4 separate regions of the Homo sapiens genome follow, and regions 1, 2 and 4 are each linked to region 3. The links are chromatin loops, found by intact Hi-C in ENCODE. Cell type or tissue: dorsolateral prefrontal cortex. All regions are shown on one strand.

Region 1 (5,000 bases), 170 kb after region 3:
AGATAGTGCCACTGCACTCCAGCCTGGGTGACAGAGTGAGACCTTATCTCAAAAAAATGAAAAAGACAATTCCAAGAAAGAAAGCATGAACAATAGTACCAAATGCTTCTGAGTTCAGTTGGGATGAGGACTGAAATGTATTTGACTATTGATTATGGAGTAATATCAATGTAAACATAAAGGACAATATATAAAGTGAAACACCCCCTCATGCCCACATGACCTTTCCTGTTAAACAACAGCCACTCAACAAATCTTGCATATCAACTTCGTCTTCCTATATTTCTTCTTCTTTTCCCTCTCCCTGTCTCCTTCTCCCTTTGTTTTCTCCTTCACCTGCCTTTCTAGCCATACTCTCTTCTTCCTCTGATTTTTTCCAGTAAAAGGCAGAGGGAGGTATTTCAGACTTGGGAGAGGATGAGAGAGATGGGAAAAGGTATCTCTGTAACAAGAATATTTGATTGCCTGAATCAGAAATCCCAGCCTTTTTGAGGCAATTAAGTCCTTTTTAAGTTAAAAAATGAGTTTCTCTTGGTATCTGCTAAATAACAGTGGCCAAAAATACTATTAATAGACATTTAATTTTTAACAACAGCAGCTACATACTCATAACATATATTCAGAGAGATAACATTGTCTATAAATATTATTTCCTGCTGCCCATTCACTTTCCCCATAGGCAAAGCCTAGCGGGCCTAGGGTACTGTCTGCACCATGTTTTATTATTTATTTATTTATTTATTTATTTATTTATTGAGACAGGGTCTCGCTCTGACACCCAGTGCCAGGCTGGAGTGCAGTGACACAATCTCAGCTCACTGCAACCTTGATCTCCTGCATTCAAGCGATTCTCCTGCTTCAGCCTCCCGAGTAGCTGGGACTACAGACACATGCCACCACACCCGGCTAATGTTTGTATTTTTAGTAGAGACGGGGTTTCACCATGTTGCCCAGGCTGGTCTCGAACTCCTGACCTCAAGTGATTTGCCCACCTCAGCCTCCCAAAGTTCTAGGATTACAAGCGTGAGCCACCGCGACTGGCAGAACATACTGTCTGCCCCTCATTTTAGAAGTCAGATTAAATTTAGCATTTTGATACATACTATCTTGAATTGCTCTGCAATTATTTTACTAGGAATTTGATAACAAAAGTAGGCCTTAAGAAATACCTGTGGAATTTAATTAAAGGATTCAGTTTTGTTTGGAATATCCCTTAGTTTCTAGTTTTGTGGTAAGAAAGAGATGATGCTTTACATCATAAGATATTCAAAATATATGAGCAATACTGTAAAATTACATTAAAATTACATTGCATAATTATACTTTTAAAATCTGTGCCTAGCACAGGTGACAGTGACTGAATGGATACTTTTGTGATATTTTGTAGAGTGATGGTTTGTACAGTGGAAATGTGTGTGGTTTGTTTCCTGCTCAGCATCCATTCCCTCTTCTGATAAAGGCATCTGGATCAGGTGGGCTAACTCAATTCCTGTCTTGGGTGAGGGAAAAGACACAATCCAGCCTGACCCACCAATGTACCCCATCTCATCAGGGCACAATGATTGGTTTAGAGACGCACAGATGTTGCAAATAACTCCGGTAAGATTAAAGTATGGGTTTAAACTGTTGAGTAAAGAGAATTATCTTTTCTGCTGGGCTTGAGGGTAGAGGGATATAAGCCTTGAGCTGCTGGGCGCCACCTTGAGGAGAAAGCCTTTCAGAAAGTGAAGTCAATACCCAGAGTAGAAAGTCAAAAAATTAAAGGAGATTAAGTATAGATAATACCACTTGACCCTCAGGATCCAGCAATTTCTGAAGGCAGATACCCCTGGACTTTTCAATTACATAATCCAGTATAAGCTGAATTTTTCTCACTTGTAATTAAAGGATTTCTAACAAAATAGTTAACTTTTGTGAATTTTTTTTTCTGGCAAAATAGTCTGCTTTACAAAAGTCAAATTTCAAAATGCATTCATTTATGCAACAAATTTTTTTTTTTTTTGAGACAGAGTCTTGCTCTGTGGCCAGGCTGGAGTGCAGTGGTGCGATCTCGGCTCACTGCAACCTCCGCCTCCCAGGTTCAAGCCTCAGCCTCCCAAGTAGCTGGGACTACAGGCGTGCACCACCACGCCCGGCTAATTTTTGTATTTTTAATAGAGATGGGGTTTCACCATATTGGCCAGGCTGGTCTCGAACTCCTGACCTCGGATCTGCCCACCTCAGCCTCCCAAAGTGCTGGAATTACAGGCATGAACCACTGTGCCCAGCTGCAACAAATATTTATTAAGCATCTACTACGTGCTGGTGTATCACATTGTGTCAGTCATGCTGAGAGTAAGTTAACTAGGATCGACTACATAGTGTTCCCAACCTAGGCACTATTAGCATTTTAGGTAAGATAATTCTTAGTTGTTGAGGATGATTCCAAGTGTGGCCTCTGGTCAATATATGCCAGTACAGCCCCCAGTCACTGTCACTGTGACAAACGAAAAATGTCACAAATTTTCAGAAGTTCCTCTAGGTGGCAGTACTATGCTGATGTAGAACAGTGAAGTTGGGGGAAAGACAGACCCTGACAACACAGAGTTAGGAATTTTAGAGCTCTCAGACATATACTATCTAAAAGACATGTCAGAAGTCCTGAACGGAAAAAAAAAAAAAAGCGGGGGAGGGGGGAGTTGTTCCAGAACACAGTGGTATGTAGTATTATAAGGTAAAAGGCAAGCAAGGGTTTTAATGAACTTAGAAGAGCTAAGTGAGTAGAAAGAAATCTTATAAAATATCACATGATTAAGGACAAACAAACAGAATGCTTGAGGCCACCTATAGCCAGAAGTGAGCTAAAACAAGCTAACAGTGAAATAGAGCTTTGATCCTACAAATTCAAAAGGGGACGTTCTGCAGGCAATTGGTTCTCCCTCTCAACAAGGCAAGGTCAAGGAAAGGTCATAAAAAAAGGGATGAGGAAGAGAACTGTTCAGATTAAAGAGGCCTAAGCAAACAACCAAAAGCAATGTGTGGACTTTACTTATATCCTGATTTGAACAATTTAGCTGTAAAGACATTCTAGGGACAATTGCGGATGTTTAAACACAGACTAGATCTTAGATGATATTAAGAAATTGTCACTTTTCTTTGATGTAGTTACATAGAAAAATGTTCATGTTTTTTGAGAGGTATATTCAGCATGAACAATTATGTCAAGCTGCTTAATATCTCAGTACCTCAATTTCATCAGTAGAGATAACAATTACTTCATACATTGTTGAGAAGATTGAGTTAATATTTATAAAGTGCTTAAAAGAATACCTAGCATTGCCGGGCACGGTGGCTCACGCCTGTAATCCCAGCACTTTGGGAGGCCAAGGTGGGTGGATCACCTGAGGTCAGGAGTTCAAGACCAGCCTGACCAACATGGAGAAACTCCGTCTCTACTAAAAATACAAAATTAGCCAGGGTGGTGGCACATGCCTGTAATCCCAGCTACTCGGGAGGCTGAGGCAGGAGAATCGCTTGAACCCCGGAGGTGGAGGTTGTGGTGAGCTGAGATCGTACCATTGCACTCCAGCCTGGGCAAAAAGAATGAAACTCCGTCTCAAAAAAAAAAAAAAAAAGATAACTTTTCAAGGAGACCAGTTACAAAATACAAAGGAAAGGCAATAAATAATACAAAGAAATTGGACCAGGTACGGTGGCTCACACCTGTAATCCCAGCACTTTGGGAGGCCGAGGCCGAGGTGGGTAGATCACCTGAGGTCAGAAGTTCAAGACCAGCCTGGTCAACATGGTGAAACCCCATCTCTACTAAATATACAAAAATTAGCCAGGCTTGGTGGCGGGCACCTATAATCCCAGCTACTTGGGAGGCTGAGGCAGGAGAATCATTTGAACCCAGGAGGCAGAGGTTGCAATGAGCCGAGATCGGGCCATTGCGTTCCAGCCTGGACAACAAGAACGAAACTTCTTCTCAAAAAAAAAATACAGAGAGCATCAGAACAGAAAGATAGATTAGCGAATAGAAAAGAGATCAATGGGACGAAAAAATGGTGGAAGGAAAAATAATCATGAAAGCCAGAGGGGGCCGGGCGCAGTGGCTCATGCCTATAATCTCAACACTTTAGGAGGCCGATGCAGGCGGATCACAAGGTCAGGAGTTCAAGACCAGCCTGGCCAAGATGGTGAAACCCCGTCTCTACTAAAAATACAAAAAAATTAGCCTGGCATGGTGGCGGGCCCCTGCAATCCCAGCTACTAAGGAGGCTGAGGCAGAGAATTGCTTGAACCAGGGAGGCGGAGGTTGCAGTGAGCCAAGATGGCACCACTGCACTCCAGCCTGGACGACAGAGCCAGACTCCCTCTCAAAACAAAAAGCCAGAAAGAACATATGTGGGAATTATGTTAAACTTTAAGTGTGAGAGAGATGTGAGTGAGAGATCCAAGGAGAGATATAGGACAACCAGGAGGTACCATTCCCCAAATAAGCCAATGAAAATGCTACATATGGTCGGGCACGGTAGCTCACGCCTGTAATCCCAGCACTTTGGGAGGCCGAGGCGGGCGGATCACGAGGTCAGGAGATCAAGACCACAGTGAAACCCCGTCTCTACTAAAAATACAAAAAAATTAGTCGGGCCCCGTGGCGGGCGCCTGTAGTCCCAGCTACTACAGAGGTTGAGGCAGGAGAATGGCTGAACCCGGGAGGTGGAGCTTGCAGTGAGCCGAGATCGCCCCACTGCACTCCAGCCTGGGCAACAGAGCGAGACTCCGACTAGGGGAAAAGAAAAAAAAAAGGCCAGGCGCTGTGGCTCACGCTTATAATCCCAGCACTTTGGGAGGCCGAGGCAGGCAGATCACGAGGTCAGGAGATCGAGACCATCCTGGCTAACACGGTGAAACCCCGTATCTACTAAAAGAAATACAAAAAAATTATCCGGCCGTGGTGGCGGGCACCTGTAGTCCCAGCTACTCTGGAGGCTGAGGCAGGAGAATGGCGTAAACCC
Region 2 (5,000 bases), 120 kb after region 3:
TGCCTTCCCTGAAAAGCAGAAATCTGAAGGAGTGTGGATAGCCCTTCTGCATTAAACATAGCTAGCCTAATGTGATGATAAAGACAGGAAGAGGATACAGGACATTAAACATAGTTGTGTGAGTGAGATGGAAAAATGGATAATTTTCTTCCATTTCTTTTCACATTACTGTGTTAAAGAAAAGGAATTCTAAAACCCCCATAAATGGGTATCTTCACCCTGAGAAGCAGGAAATGTGTGTCTGCAGAGAAATCAGGCCTCTTCAGTTTTGTGACCGAGGAATCCATGTGCCCAAGGATGAGCATCGTTTTATCACACTCCCCTTCAGAGAGTTTTAGGCATGTGGCCAAAAAAGGGGGTGTGGTCTAGGCAGAGACGGAGGGCCAGATCAGGAAGACTACCTCTGAATTCCTCACACCGTGCTCGTCTACAAGAAATGGCTAACAAAATTACAAGCAGTGATGCAGACCCTTTCCAAGATGAATATAGCTTCACTCAACAATATGGAAGGAGGAGAAAGTAGGGTGGGGTGGGAGGATCTTCCATTTCTCTATGTCTTCATTTTATATGGCTTGTACCTGTAACATACAGGGTTCAAAAGATGAATTAGAACTGTCTCTGTGCTAGTGTTTATGCAGTTCAGTGGAATAGAATGGGAGGGGAATCATCCATGTTCACAACACTGGGTGGGGCATGCTCTCTTCTGTTGTTTGTTGTTCTGTGACTTAAACCATATACTGCAAAAGGCTAAAAAAAAAGGACAAAACTCATCTAAGCATATTTTCTTTGCATTCATACCATCATCTTTCTCACCCAAAAGTTTCTTCAATGCCTAAGTGTTTCTGGAATCAGTGTTTGGCCCCAAAGTCTCTGGTTTGTGCAGAGATTCATAGAAAAGACTAGGTTCTCTTCCTTTAAAAAATAAAGATTTTCCAATGCTTAAAGACATAGCCTAATTATTTGCCTATTATCCCTCAAGGGGACACCATACACCTTGACCTAGAACTCTATCAAGTGTTCACAGAAAAGTGCCAGGGCAAATAAACAATCTGTTCTTCTAAATTCCCCTTTATATCTCCTTCCAACCACACACATTTATTTTCAGTCTCTAAAGCAAACTTAATGTTATATGCTCAGGAGGAAGAGAAAGATGTTATTGAATTTATTCCTTTGCTCTCCAAAAAGGCCACACCTAAGACATCGTCGAGGTGAGAATCATTCCTGATGCATGAGTGTGGGAATGTGGTGCTTTTTAGGAATAAAAAATAAAAACCAAGCCAAAGAACAAACAAACAAACAAAAAAACACTGCTCAGAAATCTGTATCTGTTACATTTCTCTCTACTCCTTAATTGGGCTTTCGATGCAGGAAAGACAATTCACTAGCTGGGAAAGGGAGAAAGAACTCCATCATTCTTCTACTGCCAGCACCTGTTCTGCCAGCTGACACTATTTAATATAAATTTTGACCATAAAAAAAGGCAACATACTAATAGCACTGCTGTTTACCAAAAACTAATTAAATCTCTTTACTGCTGGTTCACCCCCGCTTTCTCTCACACCACCTACTCACCCAATGCAGAGAAGGGGTGGCAACCACTTTCTCCGGCACAGACACAGCCAGTGTCTTAACACAAGCAGTATTCTGACCAAAAGAGCCACCACCCTCTTGCCCCTCTCCCTGCTTATCATACAGGGAACACCAAGTCCACTCTGGGGCTGGGAATCTCAAATAAATCAATTCACTTTAACCAGATCTTAAAAATCTGCCCTACGATTACAGAAAGAGAAAATGCAAATCAGAAAAACACATCACATGGAGAACAAACCAAAACCAGGGCTGGGGAACATTTGCACATCAGCGCTGCCTTTGAACTCCAGAATGGCATGGAAAGCGCCGCTGCCCAGCCCAGACCCAAGGAGGGGGTTTTACAAAGGCTTCCAGCACCCCCTATCAACACAAACACTTCCTCCCCGCTTCCAAAATGCTCTGAATAAAGACCTTCTTTAAGCACTTACTGGGAGCGGCAGCTTCTCTCTGCAATGTGCCTGTGAGTCACGCAGCAGGAGGGGCCCCGGAGCAGGGCAATTCGGAGAGCCCCCAGCTTCCCTGCAAGCTGATGTCTATGAGACAGCAGCCCAGGAACCGACTTTCCCATTACAGCCTCAGACTGTAATCCATGTGCTTTCGGCGGGCCAGTCCCAGCTGCCCACAGAGCACCACATGATCTGCTCTGACATCAGATCAGCCAGACGTGACAGCCCATCCGCCAGCCTCTTCCACACTCTTGGGTTGCATCATTTGAGTGCCTTTGGTTTGCATTTAAGCAGGTGGTACAGAGTAAGGAACTGTTGTTTTCTCACAAAATATTTTTTTTCTGGTTTCTTCTGTTCTAAAAGAAGGGAAAAATAAGCAAGAAAAGCACTTGAATTTGTTGCAGCCTAAATGTATCAGATATATGGGAAGTAACTGGAGTTCCACGCCTAGTTCAGAGAAGCTGAGGAATAAGCTACTGCCAAGATGCCAATGCCGTGGGAGTGATTTCATCTATAAATCACTACCACCACCATACCCCACCGCCTTTCAGTAGATCATCTTTTATATAAGAGTTTATATATATCTATATATACATATATACATATATATATGTTTAAGTCATAAAATATTGGTAGGTGGTGTGTGTGTGTGTTTTAAGCTAGTCACCACTGAGTTTAGTTCATGGGCAATCTCAGTGAGGTAACCATGAGACTCAGTGCAATACACAATAATTCTATTTTGAGAGGATTCACATATAGTCCAACAGAAATAGATGTACAGACCTGGACGGATAGGCAGATAAGCAGACAGGAAGTCAGAACCATCCATTCAGGCTTACATTCATTCATTCAATAATCATTTATTGATCACCTACTATATACCCAGTCCAAAAACAGATTATCAAAATGGTGGAGGGGTTGGATATTTGTTACAGAGCTTCTAATTCTACTTCTGTGATAAGACAAGGAAGTAAGAGCCTTATCAAGGATCCTTATAAAATGTTCTGTGTCTAATACTGAATCTAAAGGCTGGTAAAAAAAATCAGGTTTTATCTTAATTTCATTAGGATAAATGGTAACACATGTAATCTTTAAGGTAAGAATAATCAAAATCAATAAGACTTTATGAAGCAAAATCATAGCCCGCTTAGACAGCTGTGACCAGAAATGATGTAATTCTAAAATTACAAAAAATATAATGCTCCCCTAGCAGAGAGGAGAATTCACTGTTTTTTTTGGACACCGTCTTGCTCTGTCCCCCAGGCTGAAGTGCAGTGGCACAATCTTGGCTCACTGCAACTTCCCCCTCCCGGGTTCAAGTGATTCTCCTGCCTCAGCCTCCCAAGTAGCTGGGATTACAGGCATGTGCCACCACACCTGGCCAATTTTTGTATTTTTAGTACAGATAGGGTTTCACCATGTTGTCCAGGCTGGTCTCGAACTGCTGACTTCAGGTGATCCACCTGCCTCGGCTTCCCAAAGTGCTGGGATTACAGGCGTGAGCCACTGTGCCCGGCCAAGACACTTCTTAAGTAGAAAAATAAATATTTAATTTTAGTTTTCCTTAGTTTAATAATTAGCTGTTTCCTATAAAATAATCACAAAATATGCAAACCCTTGGTTTTCATTATTTTGTCTTTGTCCCTTATATTTAAAGTGAATTGTGCCATTTTCTTATATGTTAATTAAGGCTATAATATCATTATTTGATATTGTAATCAATATAATAGTATTTGCATATTTTTATGGAAATAATTCAATCTAATAATTATAAATTACTAATATCATAATAAATTTGTCATTTAATATATAATATTTAACTCATCTATTTGCTTTGTACCAAGTGTGTGATATTTTCCCCTGAGTTGACCAGGATGCTTGTGACTGTGGAATTCAATATGAGATTCCAAGAGCACTTGTTTCCATTTGTTCTCTATTGGAAATAAGCTATATAAAGAGTAAAACTGTTCAAGTCTACTACTGTTTCTACTGAAACAGAACATCTCTGACACCAGATATGTGGGTTTTTCACATCAAGAAATTTCCCAATTTTCTGCAGACACCAAGTGCCCTACAATTTAATTCAATTCTGACACTGACTACCCAGAGTTAACGCAGACACCACAGGTTAAGGGCTCAGTTCCACAAGACTGCCCCCAACTTCAAATAAAAATCACAAGTAGTGGGTACCCAGGTTACCCACACTTTTGTCCAGCTTGGCTACAAATTGGGGGTTCCCACGACTGACTCCGTCCTTAGGTTTGATAATTTGTTATAATAGCTCACAGAACTCAGGGAAACACTTTACTTATTATTACCAGTTTGTTATAAAGAATATTATAAAGTACACAAATGAACAGCCAGATGAAAAGGCATGTAAGGTGAGGTCTCCAAGTGTCCAGAGTGCAGGAGCTTCTGTCCCCGTGGTGTTTGATGTGGTCCCAACATGTGGATACATTCACCAACTTGGAAGCTCTCTGAATCCTATTGTTAATGGTTTCTTTTTATGGAGGTCCCATTACAGAGGTATGGTTGATTAAATCTTTGGCCATTGGAGACTGACTCAATTTTCAGCCCCCCTCCCCTCTATGGAGGTGTGGTGGATCTGAAAGTTTAAATCCTCTAATCACATGGTTGGTTTCTCTGGCAAAGAGTTCCCATCCTGAAGCTATCTAGGGCAGGCCCCTGCCCCCACCAAGAGTCACCTCATTAGCATAAACTCAGGTTTGGTTGAAAGGGCCTTATGAATAGCAAATTATGCTAATCTCTCCTCATTATCTAGGAAATTACCAAGGTTTTATGAGCTCTGCGTCAGAAACTAGGGATGAATATTAATATATGTGTTTGTTTATATATCACAATATCACAGAGTTAATTCTTTTACACTTATTTAATTGAACACCTATTATGTTCAAGTCACTGAAAATGATACCAAAGTGCATGATATTCGATGGGTTTATAATC
Region 3 (5,000 bases):
TCTTTTATGAAAAGATATATAAATCTTTTTAACCGAATTAGGTTCATATAGTTAAATGTTCTTTTTTAATATCCTTTTTTAGGCAACAAAATAACATGAACATTTTCTCATATTAACTATTCTTCTACCCATATGATTTTAATAGAGTACAGTATAAAGGAAGAATATGAACATCTTAAAGGTGCATTTAGTAACTTTTATGCTAAAGTAGCCAAACTCTTCTCACAATTTTTCAGTGTGTTTTCTCAACTTTAAAAATGCCAGAATCTTATCAACAACCTCATGAGGAACTTGAAAGTATTTGTCCCTTTCTCCCATAGATGTTAAGTTTTTAATAGAAATGTGAGCATTAGCGGCTGTGATTCAGAACATAAATAAATCATACTCTTTGACACGAGAATCCCTGTTCGGCTGTGCTTTCATCAAGAGAAAATAGATGCCTCAGGAACAAATCAATGAGCTTTAAGCTGCCTCAACTAAAAATTATATTTTTTCATGCAAAAAAGAGTTTACAGATTTGCAATAGATTCCTTCACTTTGGGTCTTTTTGTTTAAAAATGTAAATACTGAGCTAGCATTGTAGTTATGGTTCAGAGGTTTGTATGCTAAATAAAATCCTACAGCAGTTATTCAACAGCATGATACTGATGGCTACTCTAATTTTCTACACAATGCCTCTGGCATTTGAGAGAGTCTGAAAAATGCTAATAACATCACTTCTCATTATAACCAAGTACAGCAGTGAAAGTGATCTCATGTCTGTAATTTTTTAAAAATAATTAGATCTTCTCTGTGTGTGTTCAGATAGAGCCAAATTTTTTAATGTCACTAGCTCCTTTTATTGTGTGTCCCTAGGTAGAATTTGTCCCACAAATGTTCTAAGTTAATTAGGTGATTTCTACAGTTCCTAGCACAGTTTTAGGCTTATAAGAGTATTTAAGAACGGCTTCTCAAATTAATACGTATCTGACTTTCCTTTACCATTTTCTTAATAGCAAAATTAAGAAATTAAGCCAAAATTGGCCTACTAGGCAAATAAATATTTGATATGAAAGTAAAATGCCTGTAATTGTGTTTTTCTTGTTTGCTGTAGTGATTGCAGCAAATTACTAAGGCAATGGAAACGCGAGATGACATGGTGGAAGTTTATGACCTAGTAAAACTGTCAACCAACATACTGGGAATCTGTGTGAATAATTTATATACAAATACAAATTTATTATAAAACTAACTTAAACAACTGACAAAGCTAAAATAAGAACTGTCATTTAAATATAATCAAAGGGATACCAAATGGTATTTTTCATTCAAAAAAGACTGACATTTTTGTTAATAACTGAAAGCATATTATGATCGTTGAAACAACTCTAAGTTTTACATCAAATTTTGTTCTTTAGAATAATAGGTATAATTTGTATAGTTGCTACTTATAGTAATAGCTCATAAACAGGCAAACACCTAAGAAGTCTCAGGAAGAACACATGGAAAGATAACCTTGGTGGCTTCCAGGAAGGGCATTGGGTAGCTGGAAGACAGATATAAGGAGGGAGATTTTTCACAGTATGCCTTTTTGCAATTCTTGAATTATGAGTCATTTTAATGAATGTCCAACTTTAAAATAAAATTGTATTTTTAAAGAATGAACTGGCCGGGCATGGTGGCTTAAGCCTGTAATCCCAGCACTTTGGGAGGCTGAGGCAGGAGGATCACCTGAGGTCAGGAGGTTGAGACCAGCCTGGCCAACATGGCGAAACCCTGTCTCTACTAAAAATACAAAAAAAAAATTAGCCAGGCATGGTGGCACACGCCTGTAATCCCAGCTACTTGGGAGGCTGAGACAGGAGAATCGCTTGAACAAGGGAGGCGGAGGCTGCAGCGAGCCGAGATCACACCACTGCACTCCAGCCTGGGCAACAAGAGTGAAACTCCGTCTCAAAATAAATAAATAAAAATAAAGAAAGAAAGAATGAACTATTCCCTGATACTTTTTAAAATTTGTAGTTTCTTCTAAATTTGACTTCACTAATATGTCTATTAGCTTTCTCATTTCTAAGAGGCAAGCAAACTTAACAAAATAGCCATGAAAATATTTCCATAAACCATTACAATTTTAAAATAAAATATTTGTTTTAAGTTTCACACAATATTAGCATACTAACTTTACAATAGTAGCTAGGGTACAAAACTATAACGCACAAAAAAGAAAACCAACTCTGACAAACTTGTTTTCATATATGAATTATAAAAAAATTTCCAGTGAAAGGAAAAATGTAAATAATCTTTTTATTTTAAATATAAGAAATCAACTTTCACATTAATTCACTGAGTTCCTGCTATGTGGCAGGTACTGTTCTAGATTCTGGAGACACAGTAGTCAACAGAACAGAAAAATTTTTACCTTCATGGAGTTTACATCCTAGGGTAACATTTCAGTGATGAGCTGTTAAAAGGGTACTAGAGACTCTAAAGTGGTAAACAGACCCATGTCTTAAATCTCCCCTTTCTTCATTCTCTATTTATTTCAGCATTCTTCATTTATATCTTCAAGCCTCCTCTAAATCTTTTCTTATCTCTGCTATCTAGAAGTAATCCACTAGGTGGCAATGTCTGATTGAGCCGAATAAAAATTTACTTAGCTTGCCTCCACTGGAATGCATTCTTTTTGTTTGCTTTAATTTTGCCATTACTTGATTTTTGGGATGACCAAAATACAGCTTAAAATATATCATTTTGGGGAAAACAAAAAATATACAGAAAGATTAGATAAAAGTAGATTGCTGGAACATACCACCTTCTCTCATAAGACAGTTCAGGCATGATCTTAATCATACCCCAACACATATAGCGGTAGATAGATTCCTCACCATGAATGAACAGAACTCCTGAAAAGAAATAGTACAGAATGATGGAAAAAAGAAGTCTGGAGAAGGAATCTAGAGATGTGTGTTCAAGTCCTAGCTTTAGTTCACCTTTAATCCACTTAAGATGAGTCACCAGGGGTAACTCACCAAATCACCATGAACCTCAGTTTCTCGTTAGAAAAACATAGAGTAATACATCTTTACTCACCTGAGAGGGTCTTATAAAGATGAAATGATTTAAACTCTGTGAAAGTGCTATTGTGGACACATGTAGTCACATGATTCTAACATGACATTTTGGTTAAGAGAAAATGCATGGTTTGGGGGATTATGAATATAGTAAATAGTATTTTTCAACTTATTTTTTTAACTTTGTGCCCACTATGTATAATAAACTGTTCCAAGTGTTTTAAAATATTCATTCATACTCATAACAACACTATGAGTTAGATTCTATTATTATTTTCATTCACAGCTGGGGAAACTGTTATAAAAAGATGGAATAACTTGCCCAAGGCCACTAAGACAGCTAATAAGTTGCAGAGGCCATCTTTTCTAAGGACCACCTCAATTCTATAAGCCATATCCATTACATGAGCTATTTGAGGGTCTCTTGTACCACTGAAAACATCATAGCCAATAGACCTTCAGGGTAGGCTAGGCCTAAAGAATAGGAATTTCTTCAGAGCATAACAATAATGAATGTAACTGCTTCAGGCAAGGAAACCAAACTAATCAGACCGAAAAATGTCCAAGTCAAAAAAGGTAATAAGGCCGGGCGCGGTGGCTCACGCCTGTAATATCAGCACTTTGGGAGGCCGAGGCGGGTGGATCACCTGAGGTCAGGAGTTGGAGACCAGCCTGGCCAACATGGCGAAACCCAGTCTCTACTAAAAACACAAAAATTATCTGGAGGTGGTGGCAGGTGCCTGTAATCCCAGCTACTCAGGAGGCTGAAGCATGAGAATCACTTGAACCCAGGAGGCAGAGGGTTGCAGTGAGCCAAGATCGCACCACTGTACTCCAGCCTGGTGGAGAAAGCAAGACTGTGTCTCAAAAAAAAAAAAAAAAGACAATAATTGTGGTTTTACAAAGAAATTCTATACTCACATATCTTGAGTACTTTTATAGCCGCTTCCATATAGAGCCTGCCATCCAAAAGGTAAGTCATGGAAGGTGAGATTTTTGTCACCCATCACTAATTTACCCATCCTTCGATCCCCTGCTAGGATACTTGTAAGCTTTCAGAACCAAATTCAGATCTATTTGTTGGACAAAAATTTTAAAAGTGCTTAAAAACTATAAGTAGGCCAGGCGTGATGGCTCATGTCTATGATTCCAGCACTTTGGGAGGCAGAGGCGGGAGGATTGCTTGAGTTCAGTCCAAGACCAGCCTGAGCAACACAGTAAGACCTTGTCTCTGCTAAAAATAAAAACTAAAAAAATTAGCCAGGCACGATGGTGCATGCCTGTAGTCCCAACTTCTTGGGAGGCCGAAGTGGAGAATCACTTGAGCCCCGGAGATTGAGGCTGCAATGAGCTATGATCACGCCACTGCACTACAGCCTGGGCAACAGAGTGAGACCTTGTCTCAAAAAACAAACAAACAAAAAAAAAATTATAAATAAACTTTATTGGTATAGTAGTTTGGAACATGATCTGTGTAGATTATTGACCTCCATCTTGGTGAAATAGGAATAGTAATAGTACCTCATAAGTTTGCAAGACTAAAACGAGTTTAAAAATGGATAATGCTGGCCGGGCGTGGTGGCTCACGCCTGTAATCCCAGCACTTTGGGAAGCCGAGGCAGGCAGATTACGAGGTCTGGAGTTCGAGACCAGCCTGATCCACATGGTAAAACCCTATCTCTACTAAAAATACAAAAATTAGCCAGGTGTGGTGGCACGCGCCTGTAATCCCAGCTACTCAGGAGGCTGAGGCAGGAGGATCGCTTGAACGCCGGAGGCGGAGGCTGCAGTGAGCTGAGATCACGCCACTACACTCCAGCCTGGGTGACAGAGTGGGACTCCATCTCAAAAAAAAAAAAAAGGATAATGATTAGAAAAGTATCTAGCACATAGAAAGTGCTCAATACATATTAATTATTAGTGTTATCATTGTTTCTACTTCTCACATCC
Region 4 (5,000 bases), 86 kb after region 3:
CCAGATGTGAGACCTTGGATAAGTCACTTAACCTTCCTGCACCTCTACTTTTGTCACCTAGAATAGTACTTAAGTCATAGCATTGTTAATACATGTAATGAACTTAGGACAATACCTGGCATATAGTAAATACTAGATACGTATTAGTTACTATCATTACAGGTATTTCTGCTATAACTTGATATATACATTCAGGGGGAAAAAGACTGTATTCTACAAAATTGTGCTCTAAAAATATAGGGCCAATTGAGGAGGTGCAGGGAAGAGAAATAAATTTACCTCTCAAAAACCTATGCAACCTGTTGTCAGTGTACTACCATAATCAATAGCTATAGATTAGGCTGCCCAGGCAGGCAATTTAGCATAACTGAAAGTTGTTTCAGCAGATGTGGACAACGAACAAAGACAATAGAGCAGAAGTGTTGGCAACACTTCAGTATGAGCAGACTGGTGGACAGTGAGAGATTACAGAAGAACACAGCTCTGGGCCAGCAGTGCTGCTGTCGAGGTGATCCCAGCAGGCAGTGCCACCCACCAGGAATCATAAACTGCACAAGGCCAGAGGTGAGTCCTTCTGTAAATACATAGCCCTAGCTCCAAGCATTTAATTGTCACAAAAACAACAAAAAATACTCCTATTAACAGTGCAATTTCTCTTTCCAAGGTCTACATCGAGAGAAAGAATATTAGGATGCTAATATTGCATTGTGTCATTGGAGCTTAATGTTTAGAAATAATAAACTAAACTGTTTTGTGGTCTGACTATATATGTCCTCAACTTAATTCTGTAACACCCAGTCAAAAGAAAAAAATACAAAGATTTAAATAACCCAAATTAAATCATACCACCCTCCCTCCCATTCTACTCCATTCCTCCCACACTGAGCTCTCTCTCTGGAACAGTGTTTCTCCCATTCCCTTTCTTCACCCCAGCTCCCACCTCTGGACTACCAGTCCTCAGCCAAACCCTGAAACTACATATCCACTATGAACTCATTATAATGTTTTCCTCCTAAAGCCAATCTTCCTCCTGCAGTTCCAATGTTGGTCAATCATCTATCACACTCCCTTAAGCTAGAACCCTTAATGCCTTCTTAGCATACTACCTCTTCCTCATTCAGACAGCCATTTAGTCACTAAGTCATGTGGATTTAACCTCCTCTCATTCTCACAGTACCAGCCCTCATCTCTCACCTGGAGGCTACAATAGTCTCCCAGCTCATGTCCCTGCCTCCCTGCCACCATCCATACTACTATCAAAGTGATATCCCTAAAACAAGGCTATCATATCACCACAGCATGTCAGGCTTTCATTATCTGGCCTGCATTATCTTCAGTGTCCTCCTCTACCATGCACCTTAATCAAATTAAACCACTTAAAGTTCCTTAAACATGCCAGATTGTTTCGTCAATTTTTGGTCTTTCACTCACATATTTTCCTCCGAAAGATCCATCCTGTATTTCCAAGCCACACAACCTTCAATCCTATAATCTACACAATGTCCTTCCTAGTAACCACCTACCAAGTTTATAAGATTCTGTTTAGGAATCATTTCCTCTGTGCTTTCTTTACAAATCCACACTCCTCACCCCTTCTCTATAGAAGTGCCCACTTCTTCCCTTGGGTCCCCATTCCTCCTCATCTATAGTTCTATTATAGTCCCTGTAACGCACTATTGTCCTTATTTTCTTACAGGTACATCTCCCTATACTAGAATCTAGGCTTCCTGAGGACAGGAACTATAAATAAATCATTTCAATAACTCTTATGCCTAACATTATTCCTAGCATGTAGTTGGAGATTATTAAACGTTTGTTTATTGATTGAATGAATGACACTTATGTATGTTTAATGCATTTATTTCTACACCATCTTGTGGCCATTCCTAGAAACGGCATCCTCTCCACAATTCTCAAACCTTGTGAATTAAGAAACATTTCCAATTTCTCCTAGATTTCCCCCATTCTTAACTGTCCAAAATATTTGTAAAAATGGAAGACTCAACTGGTTAGCTAATTTATAATACTTAGCTAATTTTTTAATAACTGAAATTTAAGAACAATAAAGCTTAGGAAATGAACCTTTCTCAAGTTGTTCTGTATCTACTTAAAGGAAACAATTCTGTGGATATAGGTAAGACAAGATCTTTTTTTAAAAGAATTTCTTTAAGGAAACTTCCTTTTATACATATCAGAGACAAATAGGAGTCATTATAAATCAAGAGCATTTTAGGCTGAGCGTGGTGACTCACACTTGTAATCACAGAACTTTGGAAGGCCAAGGCAGGAGGATTGCTTTGAGCCCAAAAGCTCAAGACAAGCCTGGCATCATAGCAGGACCTCATCTCTACAAATTAAAAAAAAAAAGGCCGGGCATGGTGGCTCACGCCTGCAATCCCAGCACTTTGGGAGGCCGAGGTGGGCGGATCAAGAGGTCAGGAGATCGAGACCATCCTGGCCAACATAGTGAAACCCCATCTCTACTAAAAATACAAAAAATAGCCAGGTGTGGTAGTGCATGCCTGTAATCCCAGCTACTTGGGAGGCGGAGGCAGGAGAATCCCTTGAACCAGGGAGTTGGAGGTTGCAGTGAGCCGAGATCACGCCACAGCACTCTAGCCTGGCGAGAGAGCGAGACTTCGTCTCAAAAAAAAAAAAATTAGCCAGATGTGGTGGCACACATTTGCAGTTGAGGCTGTAGCGAGCCATGATCATGCTACTGCACTCCAGCCTGGGCAACAGAGTGAAACCCTGTCTCCAAAACAACAATAACAACAAATTTCCAACAAGGAAGGTCCACAAAGTGACTTTAAATATTACATGCACCCAAATGTTTTCTTTTAAAATCAATGAGCCTAGACGACGATCTGTCTTTTCTCCAAATTCCTGCTTCATTTCTTCTGATGCTTTCTTGATTGAGGCCATGTGTTATCTTGAGAACATTTTTTTCCTGTCAGTATTCCATTCCAATACTCTCACTTGGGATTCACCGAAGAAAAGGGTATTATTATCCAACAAGGAATGCATCAGAAGAATTTTAAATAGGATATGTGTAAACATCTGTTCATTTAAGAAAATTCTAAATTAGGAAACATAGAAGAAATGTTTGTTGTTTTTTAAGACTCGTATCTTCCCCTAGATATTTAACTTCAAACATATTAAATAATTCATACTATCCTAAGATTCTCTATTGATCAAGTCATACAATTTACTAATTATTTCCTATGTGTTTAGCCTATACTAGAAATGTTGGGAAAGGGTGGACAGACATAAAATGTATAAGAATTCCTTCAAAATAAGTTGGAAAGAGATTTTTTAAAAGAAACATAAGCAATTTGATAACAACCAAGTTCCTAATTTTAAATACTGACTTTTAAGTACAATCTCAGAGGTGTGATCTAGAGTACACAGAGAGCCATCTGGGTGGAAATTGAGTTAGAAGATGAAGAATATGAAGAGTCAAGGGTTTGCTTTTCAGGCAAAAAGGTCCACTGGGCAAAGGTGCATATAGGAATGAGCATGGTGTGTTCCAAAACCATCATCTTTTCTAAAGTTCTGTTACATGTTGGAGAATGTTGTAAAAAGGATAATACGTATTAGAGCAATAGAGGAAGACTTAAATTCCAGTTTCTATCTAGTCTAAGATACAACAGATTTATGAACAACCTTCTTCAGAAAGCAAACTAGAAGCAAAGGAAAACACTGACAGATTTGACAAACCTATTTAGGGTGCTTAGGCTTCATCATAGGTTTGTGACAGCACTGTTGAAGAAGGGACAAGTAAAAGAAGTATTTTAAAGAAAAGTAATTGTGGCCAGGTGCGGTGGCTCAGGCCTGTAATCCCAACACTTTGGGAGGCCAAGGCAGGTGGATCACGAGGTCAGCAGTTCGAGATCACCCTAACCAACACGGTGAAACCTCGTCTCTACTAAAAATACAAAAATTAGCCAGGTGTGGTGGCATGCACCTGTAGTGCCAGCTACTCGGGAGGCTGAGGCAGGAGAATCACTTGAACCTGGGGGGTGGAAGTTGCAATGAGCTGAGACCATGCCATTGCACTCTAGCCTGGGTGACAGAGCAAGACTCCATCTCAAAAAAAAAAAAGAAAAAGAAAAGTAATTGTACTTTAATATTCGACTCTATGGCACATGAGGGAAGGTGAATCAAAACTGACACAAAGTTCTAGCGAAACCTAGCAAGTGGAGAAGAAAGTAGCTTTGAGGAGAATGTGATGAGAGTGGACTTGAGGTGATGGTGGGATATTTGGGAAGATAGCCACAGAAGGTATGGGAGAAATGCTCTTCTCACTCCCAAAGTTTCCTCCATGTGGAGGGATGTCCAGAAGTGTCACTACCTTGGTCTCACTCCACCTCCTCGCTCACCCCTCCCCACGTGAGGTTGACTGGGGAACTTGGGAGCAAAAGCTGGACACGGAAAGCACTGAGATTTCCTCTCCTCGTTATCTTTGGATGGCAATTATTAACAAGGGGTGCATTCTCTTCTACCCCACCTTCCTTAAGTCTCAAAGTGGCCTATATAATTTGAGATTCAGTATTAGGAAGTCCAGTTTCCACAACTATAAGCCACGTTTTCTGGTTTCAGCTCTATTATTAATGAAGACAGCATTTTGGTCTTCATCTGTCTTACTTCTAGTGTATCCCTCTACTGGTTCCGACCTCAGGTATAGAGGACGAGTGCTATTTATTGGTCCCATAAAACCTTAGTAATGTCCTTCAAGTAACGAAATCATACATGGTGTTGCTGATTTCAGAAGTATCAACATATACATCAGAGTTGAAACTAAATTTTTTAAGGGTGAATGTAAAGAAATGGGCAAAAGATGGCGGAGAGATAAATGATCAAAGAAGAGTCACTAAAGCATTCTCGTGCATCCCAAGCAAAAAGATTAGCACAGGAAGGTCAGGCGCAGTGACTTGCACCTATACTCCCAGCACTTTGGGAGGCAGAGGCGGGCGGATCACGAGGTCAGGAGATCGAGA

Evidence for each region. Hi-C counts contacts between places; a loop is a spot of excess contacts. Peaks named below come from ENCODE experiments on the same cell type or tissue, not always from the same donor. Only the 100,000 strongest peaks of a DNase experiment are listed, where the experiment ranks them.
Region 1: a loop joins it to region 3, with 12 times the contacts of the local background. A loop is called at or near these places in 61 of 110 quality-filtered maps.
Region 2: a loop joins it to region 3, with 5 times the contacts of the local background. A loop is called at or near these places in 5 of 110 quality-filtered maps.
Region 4: it touches region 3 in a loop (13-fold over the local background); 35 of 110 quality-filtered maps call a loop at or near these places.

What each region holds. Positions count from the first base shown.
Region 1 is chr4:112,763,322-112,768,321 of GRCh38, reverse strand. It overlaps a transcript of ANK2 not described here. Among named protein-coding and RNA genes, the nearest start is that of MIR302CHG, 120 kb to the right of the region's middle. In dorsolateral prefrontal cortex, CTCF peaks have their summits at 1,686 (motif pointing left) and 2,529 (motif pointing right); a DNase peak (open chromatin) is centred at 1,696.
Region 2 is chr4:112,815,283-112,820,282 of GRCh38, reverse strand. It overlaps a transcript of ANK2 not described here. Among named protein-coding and RNA genes, the nearest start is that of MIR302CHG, 170 kb to the right of the region's middle. RefSeq lists enhancers at 1,433-1,956, 2,107-2,156, 2,287-2,336, 1,957-2,482. In dorsolateral prefrontal cortex, a CTCF peak has its summit at 1,980; DNase peaks (open chromatin) are centred at 1,622 and 2,192; H3K4me3 peaks cover 2,909 bases; H3K27ac peaks cover 3,307 bases.
Region 3 is chr4:112,936,261-112,941,260 of GRCh38, reverse strand. It overlaps a transcript of ANK2 not described here. Among named protein-coding and RNA genes, the nearest start is that of ANK2-AS1, 110 kb to the left of the region's middle. In dorsolateral prefrontal cortex, CTCF peaks have their summits at 2,374 and 2,588 (motif pointing right); no DNase peak of the experiment used is centred here; H3K27ac peaks cover 2,443 bases.
Region 4 is chr4:112,850,734-112,855,733 of GRCh38, reverse strand. It overlaps a transcript of ANK2 not described here. Among named protein-coding and RNA genes, the nearest start is that of ANK2-AS1, 190 kb to the left of the region's middle. In dorsolateral prefrontal cortex, CTCF peaks have their summits at 425, 1,685 and 1,884 (motif pointing left); a DNase peak (open chromatin) is centred at 489; H3K4me3 peaks cover 1,418 bases; H3K27ac peaks cover 3,515 bases.